Linked DNA regions of Homo sapiens: region 2 is linked to region 1. Evidence: chromatin contacts called from ENCODE Hi-C or POLR2A ChIA-PET data. All regions are on one chromosome and are shown on one strand. The core of a region is the stretch at or near the end of the contact, and the rest is flanking DNA. Distances in the headings are between cores, read along the strand shown.

Evidence for each region. Hi-C counts contacts between places; a loop is a spot of excess contacts on that map. ChIA-PET counts read pairs that join two places held with the same protein, here RNA polymerase II (POLR2A). Pooled maps may share reads with other maps.
Region 2: a map with no recorded cell type shows a loop between it and region 1 (2.1-fold over the local background). The contact joins two enhancer-like sites. A Hi-C loop is called at or near these places in 2 of 168 maps with a recorded cell type or tissue (gastrocnemius medialis and left cardiac atrium), 1 of 37 single-sample maps with no recorded cell type and 3 of 50 pooled maps. POLR2A ChIA-PET finds 5 or more read pairs at or near these places in 1 of 52 experiments (MCF 10A).

Annotation. Positions count from the first base shown.
Region 1 is chr20:5,882,526-5,890,292 of GRCh38, forward strand. It overlaps the pseudogene RNU1-55P. Among named protein-coding and RNA genes, the nearest start is that of CHGB, 25 kb to the right of the region's middle. Within about 2 kb of position 4,851, at least 5 of the 41 ENCODE cell types and tissues checked have a DNase peak (open chromatin) inside an H3K27ac peak, as active enhancers do.
Region 2 is chr20:5,780,313-5,788,079 of GRCh38, forward strand. The region is part of intron 2 of SHLD1 (shieldin complex subunit 1); the gene reads left to right. Among named protein-coding and RNA genes, the nearest start is that of SHLD1, 34 kb to the left of the region's middle. Within about 2 kb of position 4,644, at least 7 of the 41 ENCODE cell types and tissues checked have a DNase peak (open chromatin) inside an H3K27ac peak, as active enhancers do.

The DNA of each region.
Region 1 (7,767 bases), core at 3,601-6,100:
TCATGGGTGGAGTGCTATGGAGACACAGAAGTTGTATCTCACCAGATCCATAGCTTCAAAAAGTTTATTATGTAATTAGAGTTTATTATATAATAAAAGCTCACCAAGCTCATGATCTGGCAAATGGCATTGTTTGTTTACCTAAGCCTTCTTTTGTAAAATAAGAAAGTTTTACTTGAATCATTATGTATAATACCCCTGGGAGCTGTGTGTTCTATGTGTCATTTCTATGTTATTTTATTTGAAATACACACACACACAGTATGTTTCAATGTAAACATATGCATTTAAAATGTATATTTTTAAATATCTCCATCAACAGGCTGATTTTTAAAACTTTTCAATATACCAAATAATGTAGATTTTCAAATATACACAAAAATAGAGAGAATTGTATTATGAACTCCATGTACTGATCACCTACCTTCAACAGCCATCAGCTTTCTGCCATTCTTTTTCAGCAGATCCCACCACCACCTCCCTCTGTGTGTGTGTGTGTGTGTGTGTGTGTGTGTGTGTGTGCGCCAAGACACTGCTCCTCAAGCTAAGGACTCTTTTGTTCAATTTCCGATCTGCCATGGACCAATACCAGCACACAGCTCACACCCAAGCCACACATAACACACTATGCAGGTTTGACAACACCCAAACTAAGTTCTATTCTCATTAGAGTCCACCACTCACTACTTGGATGCCATGGCAATGTCAAAGTACTATAGCCATTTCTAAATATTTGTTGTCAATTTCTGCACTTATTACAGACCAAGAGCACACAATTTGCAAACTGGCCCCAATCCTCAGACTTTGAGTAGTACTGCATGCGCTAGAGTATTTTAAAATAAAATCTACGGCATTATTTTATTGCAGCTGCAAATTCAGCATGTATCTCCAATGGATAAGTATGTTTTTGTTGTTGTTGCTCTGTCACCCAGGCCGGAGTGCAGTGGTGTGATCTTGGCTCACTGTAGCCTCTGCCTCCCAGGCTCAAGTGATCCTCCCACCTCAGCCTCCCGAGTAGCTGAGACTATAGGTATGCACCACCACACCCGGCTAATTTTTTTGTATTTTTGGTGGAGAAAGCATTTCACCATGTTGCCCAGGCTGGTCTGGAACCCATGAGCTCAAGCAATCTGCCCGCCTCGGCCTCCCAAAGTGCTGGGATTATAGGCATCAGCCATGGTGCCCAGCCTTGTACTTTTTAAAAACAACCAGAATATAATACTCCCAAGAAAATAATCAATAATTCCTGAACATCATCTACTATTTAGTCCATATTCAATTTTCCCCAGTTGTCTCAAAAATGCCTTCTTACAGTTGGTTTGTTTGAATCAGGATTCAAACAAGGATTTTGCATTTGGTTGACATACCTTTTAAGCCAAACTATAGTAGTCTCTCTCTCCTTTAAAAGCTGCTTTTAAGCCACTCTCCAAATAGATTGGTTTACCATTAACTATAAAAGGTTTCCTGACCCATATTGCTTCAAGCAGTTTTTCCATGCATTTGCTTTGTGCCACAGTGTGACTGTGGCTTAAAAACCAATTACTTCTTCCCCCTAAAAATGCCCATTATCTGTGCCTATTAGAGGCACATTTACATTCCCCAGACTTTTTGCCAGGGCACCAGAACTATTTAGATTACCATGTATTAAAAAAGTGCCAGTCACTCTCACTGTCTTATCACCTCTGGTTCTCTTTGTCTCCAATGGGCCCATTCATTGAGCAGATATCTGTGCATGTTGTTAAATGAACCATGGATGTTCTTGCCCTTGATGTACCAAAGCAGTGTTTACCAGGTACATTCATTTCTTCGGGGACCTATGCAGACATATAGTGGGCATAGTGGGAAAGTGAGGAACTGAATATGACTTGAGATACTCAAGTGATTTGATTTGGACCAGACCCATCTGTGGCTGTCACACAATGACATCTTTTTCCATACTCGTCACCACTAAGGCTACAGGAGCTCAGGTAGCTTTGGGTCTTCACTGGCCAACATTTTAGGAAGAATCATAGAAAAATCATAGAACAGAAAAATAATCTCAGCAACTATGCAGTCAAGCCCCCGAAGGGTTGGAGACAAAAGCCCCCACAGCTATCTAGATGCCTCCTGGACAAGGGCCCAGGTCTCTGACCTCCAGAGGAAGCTCTGTGTATATGGGATATCAATTTCTATGCCACTCAGGGTTCTCAGTTGCACATAACAGAAGAGGATTCTGGCTGACTTTAATAGAAGGATAGTAGGTGGCTAATAGAATTGACAGGATGGGTAACCAGGTTTTGAAATCAGGCAGGCTCTGAGGGAGGCCAGGCAGCAAGGACACAGCCTAGGCCATGCTTCAGGGGCAGTCTGGGTAGGATGTCCCTAACTGTGGCTCTGCTGCCACTCTGGCTGCTGGACATCAACACAACTGAACACAGGAGCCAGATGCTGCGGCTGCTTGAAATTCTAAACTATCCCTGAGTCTAAATTAAAAGTCCTGGTGTAGGCAAAAGAAAGAGAGATCAGACGGCTGCTGTGTCTATGTAGAAAGGGAAGACATAAGAAACTCCATTTTGACCTGTACCCTGAACAATTGCTTTGCCCTGAGATGCTGTTAATCTGTAACTTTGCCCCAACCTTGAGCTCAGAGAAACATGTGTTATATGGAATCAAGGTTTGAGGGATCTAGGGCTGTACAGGATGTGTCTTGTTAACAAAATGTTTACAGGCAGTATGCTTGGTAAAAGTCATCCCCATTCTCCAGTCTCGATAAGCCAGAGGCACAATGCACTGCGGAAAGCCGCAGGGACCTCTGCCCTGGAAAGCCGGGTATTGTCCAAGGTTTCTCCCCATATGATGGTCTGAAATATGGCCTTGTGGGATGGGAAAGACCTGACTGTCCCCCAGCCTGACACCCGTGAAGGGTCTGTGCTGAGGAGGATTAGTAAAAGAGGAAAGCCTCTTGCAGTTGAGAAAGAGGAAGGCCACCGTCTCCTGCCTGCCCCTGGGAACCGAATATCTCGGTATAAAACCCGATTGTACATTTATTCTATTCTGAGATAGGAGAAAAACCGCCCTGTGGCGGGAGGCGAGACATGTTGGCAGCAACGCTGCTCTGTTATTCTTTACTCCACTGAGATATTTGGGTGGAGAAAAGCATAAATCTGGCTTACATGCACATCCAGGCATAGTACCTCCACTTGAACTTATTTGTGATACAGATTCCTTTGCTCACATGTTTTCTTGCTGATCTTCTCACTATTATCACCCTGCTCTCCTACCGCATTCCTCTTGCTGAGATAGTGAAAATAGTAATCAATAAAAACTGAGGGAACTCAGAGACCGGTGCTGGTGCTGGTCCTCTGTATGCTGAGCGCCGGTCCCCTGGGCCCACTGTTCTTTCTCTATACTTTGTGTCTTATTTCTTTTCTCAGTCTCTCGTCCCACTTGACAAGATATACCCACAGGTGTGGAGGGGCAGGCCACCCCTTCATCCTGGGTGGGAGCATTTGATTTGCTGAGACTAGATAATATGACTGTCCTCTAGTGGCCAGGGACCAGCAAAAGGGCATCTGGCTCCGCTCCTTTCTATAGTGGGAAGTAGATCCTGCCTGCCTTCATGACCACATCACAGAGGGAAGGGCATTAGGATGCTAAGTAACCCCTACAACCGCAAATGACTATTTCACCTCCCCATTTGGACTTCTGTGAGCATATAGACATCACCAACAGTTTTGTTTTCGTTTTGCTTTTCTTGAGACAGGGTCTCACTCTGTCACCCAGGCTGGAGTGCAGTGGCATTATCATGTCTCACTGCAGCCTCTGACCTCCTGGGAACAAGCAATCCTCTAGCCTCAGCCTCCTGAGTACCTGGGACTGCACGCATGAGCCATTATGCTTGGCTAGTTTTTTATTTTTTAATTTCTTGTAGAGACGAGCTCTTGCAATGTTGCCCAGCCTGGTCTTGAACTCCTGGGCTCAAGCAATTCTCCTACCTTGGCCTCCCAAAATTCTAGGATTAGAGGCATGAGCCACTGTGCCTGGCAGTTACTTTATTTCTACAAAACATGGAGGCATTTCCTATCACTCCTCAAATGAGTTACACCCCCCACAAAAAGCACTGTTCTAAGTGCTGAGTTTGCAAAGGCTTTAACCTCACTGAAGGGGAAAGAATTTCTTCTTCTGTCTCGCTAGTTCACTGATTGCCTCCTTCTGGCCCAATGTCTGGGGGAAAACCAAAGATCAATGTGTCCACTTGACTTTTGCTCAGATGCTTAGTGTGCAGTTAGCTTCCAGGAGCATGGAAACTTCTTCTCCAAGGGTTCCATTAGTGATTAGACGTGCACTTTAAAGTATGTCATGCTGCCACGTATCAGACTGGGACAGAGATGAACTGGAACATGAGAGATGTGTTGAGGTGACAGCCAGGATTCTGCCATTGTTCTTTCAGTGTATTTCTGATGCCTCTCAAATTCCATAAGGGGAGGTGTTGATGTCTGTGGTTAAGTAACATGAGGCCAGAGCTGACGCTGTGGCAGCTGCTCCCAAAGGCACAGAGTTTCTTCGTTGCCAGGAAAAGATGCCCTTGAATTTTCTGGGCTGAGGTAAGAAAGTTTGGCAGATCCTGCCTTCTCTGCTTTCTGTTTGCCTTAATGGATATCAAGATAGAAAATAAGGAGCCAGAAGGACCTTCAGAGAATCTATTCACGGCCTGTGTGTCTTAGGCTCCCCCCAGAAATAGACTCTCCGGCACAAATTCAAGTGCAAGTAGTTTATTTGAGTGGGAAAGCAAGGAACTGAGACAGGAGAGGGAAAGAAGCAGTAAAAGGTACATTATCAAGCAAGTTACCACTGTGGGCATCTGGAACTTAAGCCTACTGGAGCCAGTGCAGATTGTAAGCTTCAAAGTTATCCTGCAAAAGGAGTAAGGCAGCTAGGGTATTTAAACACCAGTCCCCATCCATCTTTGATTGAAGGCTGAAACTGGGAGGGCACTAATTTCCAAGTGCTTCCAGCTTGCTGTGTGAATGGGCAAAGCAAGCTCTGGCCACCAGACAAAGCCCTCGGGCAAAGAGGCAGATGCTGGCAGTTGAAAGTCAGGTGCTGTGGCACAAAATGCTAAGGCCCGAGGGGGCATGGGCAGGGCACCCAAAACATCTGCTGTACTGTGTCCACTCTCATCCTCCAGACTTGTGGACAAACTTCCTGTTCATCATTCATTCAAAGCCCAGCATAAATCTTCCCAGAATCATCCGGGCGTGGTAGCTCACGCCTGTAATCCCAGCACTTTGGGAGGCCAAGGCAGGCGAATCACCTGAGGTCGGGAGTTCAAGACGAGCCTGACCAACATGGAGAAACCCTGTCTCTACTAAAAACACAAAATTAGCCTGGCTTGGTGGTGCATGCCTGTAATCCCAGCTACTCAGGAGGCTGAGGCAGGAGAATCACTTGAACCCGGGAGGCAGAGGTTGTGGTGAGCCAATATCGCACCATCGCACTCCAGCCTGGGCAACAAACTCCGTCTCAAAAAAAAAAAAAAAATTCTTCCCAGAATCAATCAGGAGGTGCACATCCTCCACCAGATTCCTAATTGGTACAGGTGGTTTATTTCACTATTTACTGCTCAATAACTCTCTACCCGTGTTGCAGAGTCACTCAGGTTTAATCTTCTTTCAACCCTGCCAGAAAACTCATCAGCAGCCCACAGACCCTGACCACAGCCCTGGCATAACTGAATAAATGCTGACTAATTGACTAACTCTCATTTCCTTCTATTCAGCAAATGTCCTGGATATTTGGAAATGCCACAGTTCACAGCCAATGCACTTTCAGCAGGTCCTGAAAAATGATTTGGAGAGGTTTACAATTTGCTAAATGTGTTGAGTCTGGGATTGGTAGAGAACCATGACCTTGGGAGAATAGAATGTTTCTCTTCTCTGGGACATAGGTCGGGTTCCTTCGGGACTATGGATAGAATTTGCTTAAACTGTGGGTCAGCTAGTTGTGAGTTGGCAACTTGGGGATGTCTGTGAGAGGCTGGGATTGTGGGGAAAGCAGAAACACTTGCTTAGTTTTGTCTGGTGTGCGAATATCCTACTAAGATTTACTGAAGGAATAGAAAGACCATCTGAGGTTTCCCATGTGATCTTATATTAATGAAGGGATATCTTTGAGTCTCATGTCTTGCTGGTTTTCATCATTCATTTTTTTTTCTTTTTCACCCTGAGTATCAGCCTTTAATAGAAATTGTGATATCTCAGGATCAGGTGGTTACATCAAAAAGAACCTTAATAGGTCACCTGGGCAGTCTCTCAGTCTCCAGGCTATACCGTGCTTAAACTATTCCTAACAGGACGCTGCTTATCCACCGTCTGGAAATTTTTCCAAAAGTGGGGTCAGGCTGGGTGCAGTGGCTCACTCCAGACCGACCAGCCTGGCCAACATGATGAAACCCCATCTCTACTAAAAATACAAAAATTAGCCCGGCTGGTCTGGCTACTCGGGAGGCTGAGGCAGGAGAATCGCTTGAACCCAGGAGGCAGAGGTTGCAGTGAGCCGAGATCTCGCCATTGCACTCCAGCCTGGGAGCAGAGCGAGACTCCATCTCAAAACAAAACAAAACAAGACAAAACAAAAGGGGGTCAAAGAAATGCCATCTGCATTATCAGCACATATAGTTTTCTGCCCAGATCATAAAGTTTATAACATCTGCCTTATTTATATCAAATATGTCATCTATGTCAATGTTTACAGCTATATCATTTATCTATAGGCTGTATCTTATAACATCATTTGCCTCTATATTTACACATACTCTGCCTACATCTGTGTTCACAGCTTTATCATCTACAGCTACATTTTCATCTTTACTATCTACATCACCTATACCTATGCTTATATTACATCATTATCTACATCAACATTTTTATCTACACCTTCTGTACCAGTGGTTCTCAACTGGAGAAACTTTGCCCAGGGACATTTGGCAACTTCCAGAAAGACTTCTTATTGTTACAACTCAGGGTTGGGGGAAGAAATGCCCTCAGCATCTAGGCCAGAGATGCTGCTAAATCCCAGGGATACTGCTAAATCCTGCAATGCACAGGACAGTCCTTGACAACAAAGATATATCCGGCCTAAAATATCAATAGTGTTGAGGTTAAGAAACTCTAATCTACATCACCTACCTCATCTGCATCCATATTTACAGCTATGCCATGCACATCTGCATCTATATTTGCATCTACTCTATCTAAATCTGTGTATATATCTACACCATCTACTCTACATTGGCATCTACGTAGTCGACAGCTACCTCTACAGCATCTACAATATCTATGTCAACTACATCGACGTCATCCACTCCATGTACATCATCCACATCTACGGGATCTAAACTTTGCATGCACATCTATATCTAATTATATAGATGATATAACAATCAACACATGCTTGTTATATCAAAATGAGTGGTCCTTTTAGACTAGAAAGCAAATCTAATTTTAATTTTTCCCTCCACTGGCCACACACATAAAACGTGAGTGGAACAGATCCTTACCTGGCAGGGGAGATACCATGATCATGAAGGTGGTTTTCCCAGGGTGAGGTTCCACTGCACTCCAGAGGTGCTGATCCTGTGATTTCCCCAAATGTGGGAAACGCAACTGCATAATTTGTGGCAGTGGGAACTATGTTCTCACTATCCCCTGTTTTTGTTGTTGTTGTTGTTGTTTGTTTTTTGTTTTTTTTGAGACGGAGTCTCACTCTATCACCCAGGCTGGAGTTCAG
Region 2 (7,767 bases), core at 3,394-5,893, 100 kb before region 1:
AATTCTTCAGTCAAAATCCAGACACAGAGTTGGCAAGGGGTTGGGGTTCACAGTGGAGGCGTGGCGTAGTCTTCTGGTGGCACAGCACAGCCCAGCAACAGGCACGCTGGAGAGAATACCCAGAAATCCAGGCAGGTGGCAGGCAGTGTGCAGGTGCCTTCTCAGTGAGTAGCAAGGTCCCAGCTTCCAGGTTGGAGTCAGTGTCACAGTTCTAACCCCTGGAAGAGTAGTAGGCCAAGGAAGGGTGACCTTAGATTTAGGATATAGCAAGGACCGCTGCAAAACCCAGTTACAAGAACATGGGCCCAGGCTTAGGCTTAACTTGTGTAAAGGATTCCCCATTTCACCTTGCAGCTGCCCCTGACCATGGGCCTATCCCTGCCCTGCTTTTCCCAGCCAGGCTTTTTGAAGGGGCTGCCTGCCTTCCTCCTCACTTCTTCATCTCAGGATTGCTCCTCATTCCCAGGCACATGGCCTCTACCTCCATTCCCCTCTGGACTAAGCCTGCCCTTACTCAGATGCCAATGATCTTCCCTAGGAGCCAAACTGGATGGACGCTTCTCTGTCCTTTTGCTATGTGCCCAACTGCCGCATCACTGTTCATACTCTGGAGGAGCAAATTAGTAGCAAGGACATGAGACTTAAGAGCACTTTCCAGAAAACTACTGGGCTGATAAGAATCTGAGAGTGTTAGAAAAACCTCAAAAGCCTTAGTCATTCCAGTATGAGTATGTAAAGATGGGTAAAACTAGGCTATATATGTCTAATAAAGACACAGTCCATCTGGCCTGAAGTTCCCACCCAGCCACTCCTCATGAAATGATGGTAAAATAAACAACTTTTCACTTAAAGCAGGTGCAGGATTATAAAATCCTCCCCTCAGCCCTTCCTAGTGAGATATGGCAGAAGACCTGCTACTGCCAAACAGGGCTTCCTGAGAGCGAGTGCAGAGGCTCATGCCTATAATCCCAGCACTTTGGGAGGTCAAGGTGGGAGGATTGCTTGAGCCCAGGAGTTCGAGGCTACAGTGAGCTATGATTGTACCACTGCACTCTAGCCTGCGGGACAGAGTGAGACCCTCTTTCTAAAGAAAGAAAAATATAGAGTGTTCCTGGAACACCTTTTCCATAACATTCTTCTGTTTAGGTCCCTTTGAGATGTCATATTACACTACTTTTGTCTTTAGACTGAGTCTCGCTCTGTTGTCCAGGCTGGAGTGCAATGGTGCAATCTCGGCTCCCTGCAACCTCCGCCTCCTGGGTTCAAGCGATTCTCCTGCCTCAGCCTCCTGAGTAGCTGGGATTACAGGCACCCACCACCCTGCCCAGCTATTTTTTTGTATTTTTAGTAGAGACAGGGTTTCACCATGTTGGCCAGGCTGGTCTTGAACTCCTGACCTCAAGTCATCCGTCCACCTTGGCCTCCCGAAGTGTTCGGATTACAGGTGTGAGCTACCACACCCGGCCAATCTTACACTACTTCTTTCCTTCCAGCTCCAATCAAAAAGCTCCTCTGCCTTGTTTTCGGGACTCTGTGTAATCTGCTGCCTGGAATATTTGTTCAAAATATTTAATAACCAATACAGCAGTATTGCAATATTTCAACAACCGGCACGACTGTACAGGTGCACACGAGCTGAATAGAGGCCCCTGCTGCTGTCCAACTGCACATTAACACAGGCCTGCCAGTCCTGTCGGGCTTGCTTTTAGGCTGAGCCAACTGTTAATGTCTTAGCTGCATTGTTCCCCTCTCTGGAATGTGCCCCCTCCTCCCTGGTCAACTCCAGTCCACTCCAGAGATGGCTGAATTGAATCCATTAATTAGTCCCAGGTACAGACTTGCTGCTGGACTTGAACACCCTGTCTGTTAGATACTTGTTTTCTTTCTCGTTTGCTGCTTGGCTCAAGGGAAGCACAGAGTATACAGAATGGAAGAGCGGAGTTAAGAAACAGATGATCTTGGTTAAACCTCTCAAAAGCAAGATCACAAAGGTCACCCGAAGGCCCAGTCCCACATGTACTGCTAGAGCTTGATAAACTCTGGGTAGCTCATGTGGCGTATCTCACCTGCACCCTCTGGAACCTTTGTCCTGGAGAGCATCCAAGGTACTTTCTAATATAGGACAAGGAGTTTTCTCTGAAGTCGTTGTTAGACATTAACAATACAGATGTAGGAAATATCAGCCCTTTCCTCAAACTTGAACTTCTGCCTAAGAGCAGTGTCGGGGAAATTGGTTGCATGTAGACAGCAAATTGAATGTTAAACACAATAAGTCTTTGATGATTAAAGGCCATAGCTGGCAGGCAGTTATAAGTTTAAAGTAAATAGTGATTTAATGCACCTTTAGTCTTATTCTGGGAATCTGTCAACATCCCACTCTTCAAAGCCCATTTTGTAACTTGTGTATTTAGGCATTTCATCCAAGGAATTTAGTATTTAAGAGTAAAAAAAAGTTTGTTGTCTTCCTCTCTATAATTCATATTTCTTTGGAATTCTATAAAATTTTATTTCCAAAAGGAATGAATTATAAGCTCTTAGATAAAAAAACTCAAAATAAAATTTATATACTAGTTGTCAAATTCTTGATGTGTTGTTGTAGTTTTAAAATAGGAGTCAGGGTATATTTTAGATATATACATAAAATGCTAAAGACATTTTATAGTTGCATTAAGTGATATCCAACCTAGTGGCTAATACCCAGTCACTAGACCAAACCTGAGATACAGAGAGTATGGAGAGGAAAGGAAAGAAGGGAACAATGGTTATTGAACCAATTCTCTGAGAAATAACTGAGGACACAATTGGGTACATTTTATCAGATACCAAGTAGATGGGCTTTATTTGGAAGGTTTGGGTATTCTGTGTGGCAGTGCTTCTCTGCTTTTGTTGCCTCTTCCTAGATTTGGGGTTTTTGTTGTTGTTGTTGTTTTGAGACAGAGTCTCACTCCATCACCCAGGCTGGAGTGCAGTGGCAAGGTCTCGGCTCACTGCGACCTCCGCCTCCCAGTTTCAAGGATTCTCCTGCCTCAGCCTCCCGAGTAGCTGGCACTACAGGAGCCCGCCACCACACCCGGCTAATTTTTGTATTTTTAGTAGAGACAAGGTTTCACCATGTTGGCCAGGCTGGTCTCAAACCCCTGACCTCAGTTGATCCACCTACCTTGGCCTCCCAAAGTGCTGGGATTATAGGCGAGAGCCACCATGCCCAGCCTCCTAGATTGAGTTATGCAGATTCAGCTATCTAGACTGGATTTTCAGCTCCAGAATCGGATTTTGAGCTCTTTGCATGCTGCTGTTAGAAGGCAGCAGTGAATTTTAATTGTATGGCCTGAGGCGTGAAGGATAAACCATAAGTGTATATGACTGAGGCTCACAGAGTTAGAGAAGGTTACAGTCTCCGAGCTGGTGGTTCCTCACAGCTCTTTAGGAACTACAAGTTTGAGATTGAGTGGGGTCATGAGCTTGTGGGGCCCTGGATGCTCTACCTTATGCATCCAGGCAGGCATTCATCCAAAGAAAGGGTGCCAGAACCAGGAGGAGTTCGAAAACCACTAAGCGGCCGGGTGCGGTGGCTCACGCCTGTAATCCCAGCACTTTGGGAGGCCGAGGCTGGTGGATCACTTGAAGCCAGGAGTTTGAGACCAGCCTGGTCAACATGGCAAAACGCCGTCTCTACTAAAAATACAAAAATTAGCCAGGTTGGTGGTGTGAGCCTGTAATTCCAGCTACTCAGGAGGCTGAGGCAGGAGAATTGCTTGAACCCGGGAGGCGGAGGTTGCAGTGAGCCGAGATGGCGCCACGGGCACTCCAGCCTGGGCGACAAAGTGAGACTGTCTTAAAAAAAAAAAAAAGAAAAAAGAAAACCACAGAGCCCAGCTAATCCTCTCATTTTCCACATGGGGAAGTTGAATCCCAGGATAATGAAGAAAATCACCCAAGGCCATGTAGTAACCTGGCAACTCCTATTTTCTGGGTGACCCTCTGTGCAGACTAACTGTAACTTCTCTATCCCTTCTTTAAAACTAAAAAAGTATAGTTCTCTATAACTTTCGATATGTACTGCTAAATTATGTGTCACATTAAATAGTCACTGGAGAGGATAATAATAGAATTATTTTATTTATTTATTTATTTTTAATTTTTTTTATTTTATTTTTGAGTTGGAGTCTCCTCTGCTGTCCAGGCTGGAGTGCAGTGGCGCGATCTCGGCTCACTGCAAGCTCCGCCTCCCGGGTTCACGCCATTCTCCTGCCTCAGCCTCCCGAGTAGCTGGGACTACAGGCGCCCGCCACCACGCCCGGCTAATTTTTTATATTTTTAGTAGAGACGGGGTTTCACCGTGTTAGCCAGGTTGGTCTCGATCGCCTGACCTTGTGATCCGCCCGCCTCAGCCTCCCAAAGTGCTGGGATTACAGGCGTGAGCCACCGCGCCCGGCCCAGAATTATTTTTAAAAGCTCAAGAATGTTATTTGCCACCTGTGACATCTCTCGTTGTTCCTCACTCTTAAGTTTCAAGGGCACGTGCTATGGGGGAAGAGGCTTATTTACTTCTGTGTACTTTGCCTGCAGTCACAGTTTTAAAAAGAAATCCCAACTGAGTTGAAAAACTGGCCATGTTACTGTCTCAAGCCACACCTCCGGGGCACTTATCTGCCGAGTCCAGGTGCACAGCAGTGTGACCTCATGTTCTGGCCTGATAGCTCCTCTCAAGGGCTTCTTCAAGTAAGCATTCATCTGACTTTTTACTCAGCTATGTCTTCTTAAAATACAAGGAAACAACTTGATTACAATAGTCAATCCCAAAGACCGTAGGCCATAAGACCCCCATTTCAAACAGACACCGTCACTAGTTTCATTCATTGTTATGTATTTATGAGATAAAGGCTATACACAAGGGAAGACCAAAAGATGGCTGGTTTTTCCATTTGTTGTGCACTTACATTTCAGGCACTGTGCTATGCATTTCACACACGTTGTTCTTTTGATTCTCACAGCCACACCCAAGAAGTAAATCCTATTATGATCTCCTTGTTACTCATGAGGAAACAGTTTTAGAGAGGCTCGTTTCATATTAATGTTACCCACAGACTGGTGGAAATCTGAGACTCAAACCTGGGTCAGGTTGACTGCAAAGGCAGACCTTTAAAGAAATGCAGACATCTAGGTATGATTACATACTATGCATTAAGAATTAAGCTTTAGGCCAGGCACGATGTCTCACGCCTGTAATCCCAGCACTTTGGGAGGCCAAAGTGGGCGGATCACCTGAGGTCAGGAGTTCGAGACCAGCCTGGCCAACACAGTGAAACCCCGTCTCTACTAAAAATACAAAAATTAGCTGGGCATGGTGGTACACGCCTGTAGTCTCAGCTACTCGGGAGGCTGAGACAGGAGAATTGCTTGAACCCGGGAGACAGAGGTTGCAGTGAGCCGAGACTGTGCCACTGCACTCCAGCCTGGGTAACAGAGTAAGACTCCGTCTCCAAAAAAAAAAAAAAAAAGCTTTAAATATGCAGTTACTTCTTTAAGTCTGAGCTAGCATCTTTCTACTAAGTCAGTATCTTCAAGCCGATATTGGTACCCTGTCAGGGTGACTGTGACTCCTGGTCCACTGGACCAGCATTGTGTCCACTCTTCACTGTGCTCTCCTTTCCATTTCTCCCATCTTCCTGTTGTGGAAGAAGCTTGAACTACTTGTGCACTAATTGGAGAGAAGGTGTTGGGGCTCAGAAAGCAGTACCCCAAAATGAAGGTCTCTGCAGCAGCCTCAGAAGCAAAAGTTTTCCTTTGACCTTTGTCTGCCCTCTTGTCTGAGTCTCATTCTCCACCCAAGGCCAGCCATAGAAGCTAGAATCCCTCTTCCCCAAGGTGGGTCATAGAAACCAGAACCCCCTTTCTCCAAACCAGCCATAGAACCTAAAAATATTACTCTAATTTTCCCTCTGCCTTTCTGGGTAAAACTTGGCCATAAAGAAATTATCTGGCTGGGTGCAGTGGCTCACCCTTGTGATCCCAGCACTTTGGGAAGCCGAGACGGGAGGTTCGCTTGAAGCCAGGAGTTCGAGACCAGCCTGGCCAACATAGCAAGACCTCGCCTCTACAAATAAAATAAATTAACTGGGCATGGTAGCATGCACCTACAGTCCCAGGTACTTAGGAGGCTGAGGTGGGAGGATTGCTTGAGCGCAGGAGGTTGGGGCTACAGTAAGCTACAGTCGTGCCACTGCACTTTAACCTGAGTGACAGAATGAGACCTCATCTCTTTTAAATTAAAAAAAAAAAGAAAAGAAAAATTATCTGACCTACTTTGTTTGACTGTAGGTGATAAGACCCCCATTTCAGAGAAGGTCCTGTCCCATGCCCTGAAGGAAGGAGCGCTGCTCAGAGAGGCCAAGAAGAATCTAGACAGACAGGCCTTGCTGGGCTCCCCACTGAATCTATTAACATTAGATCTTACCTTTTTTGTTCAATCATATTTCTACACTTTGATTCCCCTTTCCCAGTGCCTCCCATCTGCCCCAGTGAATATGGGCAGGGAAGGGGAATCTCTGCCCCAGGAAGACAAAAAGGCTTCTCAAGCCAGATCATTTGATCATTTGTTGAATTGGCAGGATCCTCTCATGTGTGCCTCCTGACCACACTGCTATTTCTGCTGTTGTAGAAATATGAAGGTCTTATTTCTACAACAAAGTCCATAGTTTATTGAACCTAAGCATAAAAATGGACAATTTCCCCTGTATCTTTGGGTTTGCATTCTGAAGGCTTCAGTGCATACACATTAAATAAATTTGTATGCCTTTCTCCCATCAATCAATCTGCCTCATGTCAGTGATTTTCAACAAACCTCCAGGGGGCCAAGGGCCTTGGTCCCCACAAAGGCATTGCCTTCTCAGTTAAATTTCTCACACCAGGTAGGATCCAACTTCTTATGTGAAAACCCAGGGAAGAAAACAAGTCAGGAATTTTAACTCCCTTTGCTGGAATCAATGAAGCCCTTGATCACTTTTTCTACCCAGAAGAAATTTTCTCATCTGGTGCCAGAACTCTTCTTATTCTTGGCTCTTTGCCCTTGAAGTTGCTGTTTGTCTGCTGAGTGGCTGCCCTTGGCCAACCTTTTAGCTCCCTGGAGTTTTTGATAGTTGGCTTTTGGTAACATGCTTGAAGTTACAAAAACCCAGCTTATTAGAACATAACTTTTAAGGATAAAGGCTTTTATGTTAATTCCTGGGTCCCCCATGTTTGACTGACCAGGTTCATGTTTTGCCCACTGCCTGGCCTAATCACACAATGCCTGCAGCTTCTGCCTGCTACGCCTAGACCCTGGTGTGAGTAGGGAATAAGGGTCAGTCAGTTCCTGGCACATGGTAGGTGCTCAGTAAAGGCTGGTGAATGAATAAATGAAAAACACATATAAGTGAAACTTGATAAGGTTTAAAAATGGAGATCAAGTATTTATCACGGTGCCCTGCTCATCCATTTGTAAAATTATCATAAAATTTAAAGCTCTGTGTGATCTGTGTAGGATAATATAACATTTCTAAGTTAAAAGCATATATTATTACATAAGCCCTGCAGATTTGTTTAACTCTTGACTAGAAAGTCAACTAGTCTCTCTCAAAAGCCCCTGGCTTTTTTTCCTTGAAAAGAAAACAAGTAGAGAAATGAACAGCTGTAAGGAGATATAGTGCTACTGAGAATAGAATGTTATTCCTACATTTCCCCATCATGAAGAAAGCATGTTCCTAGTGGAGTTGTTTCTTTTTTAGC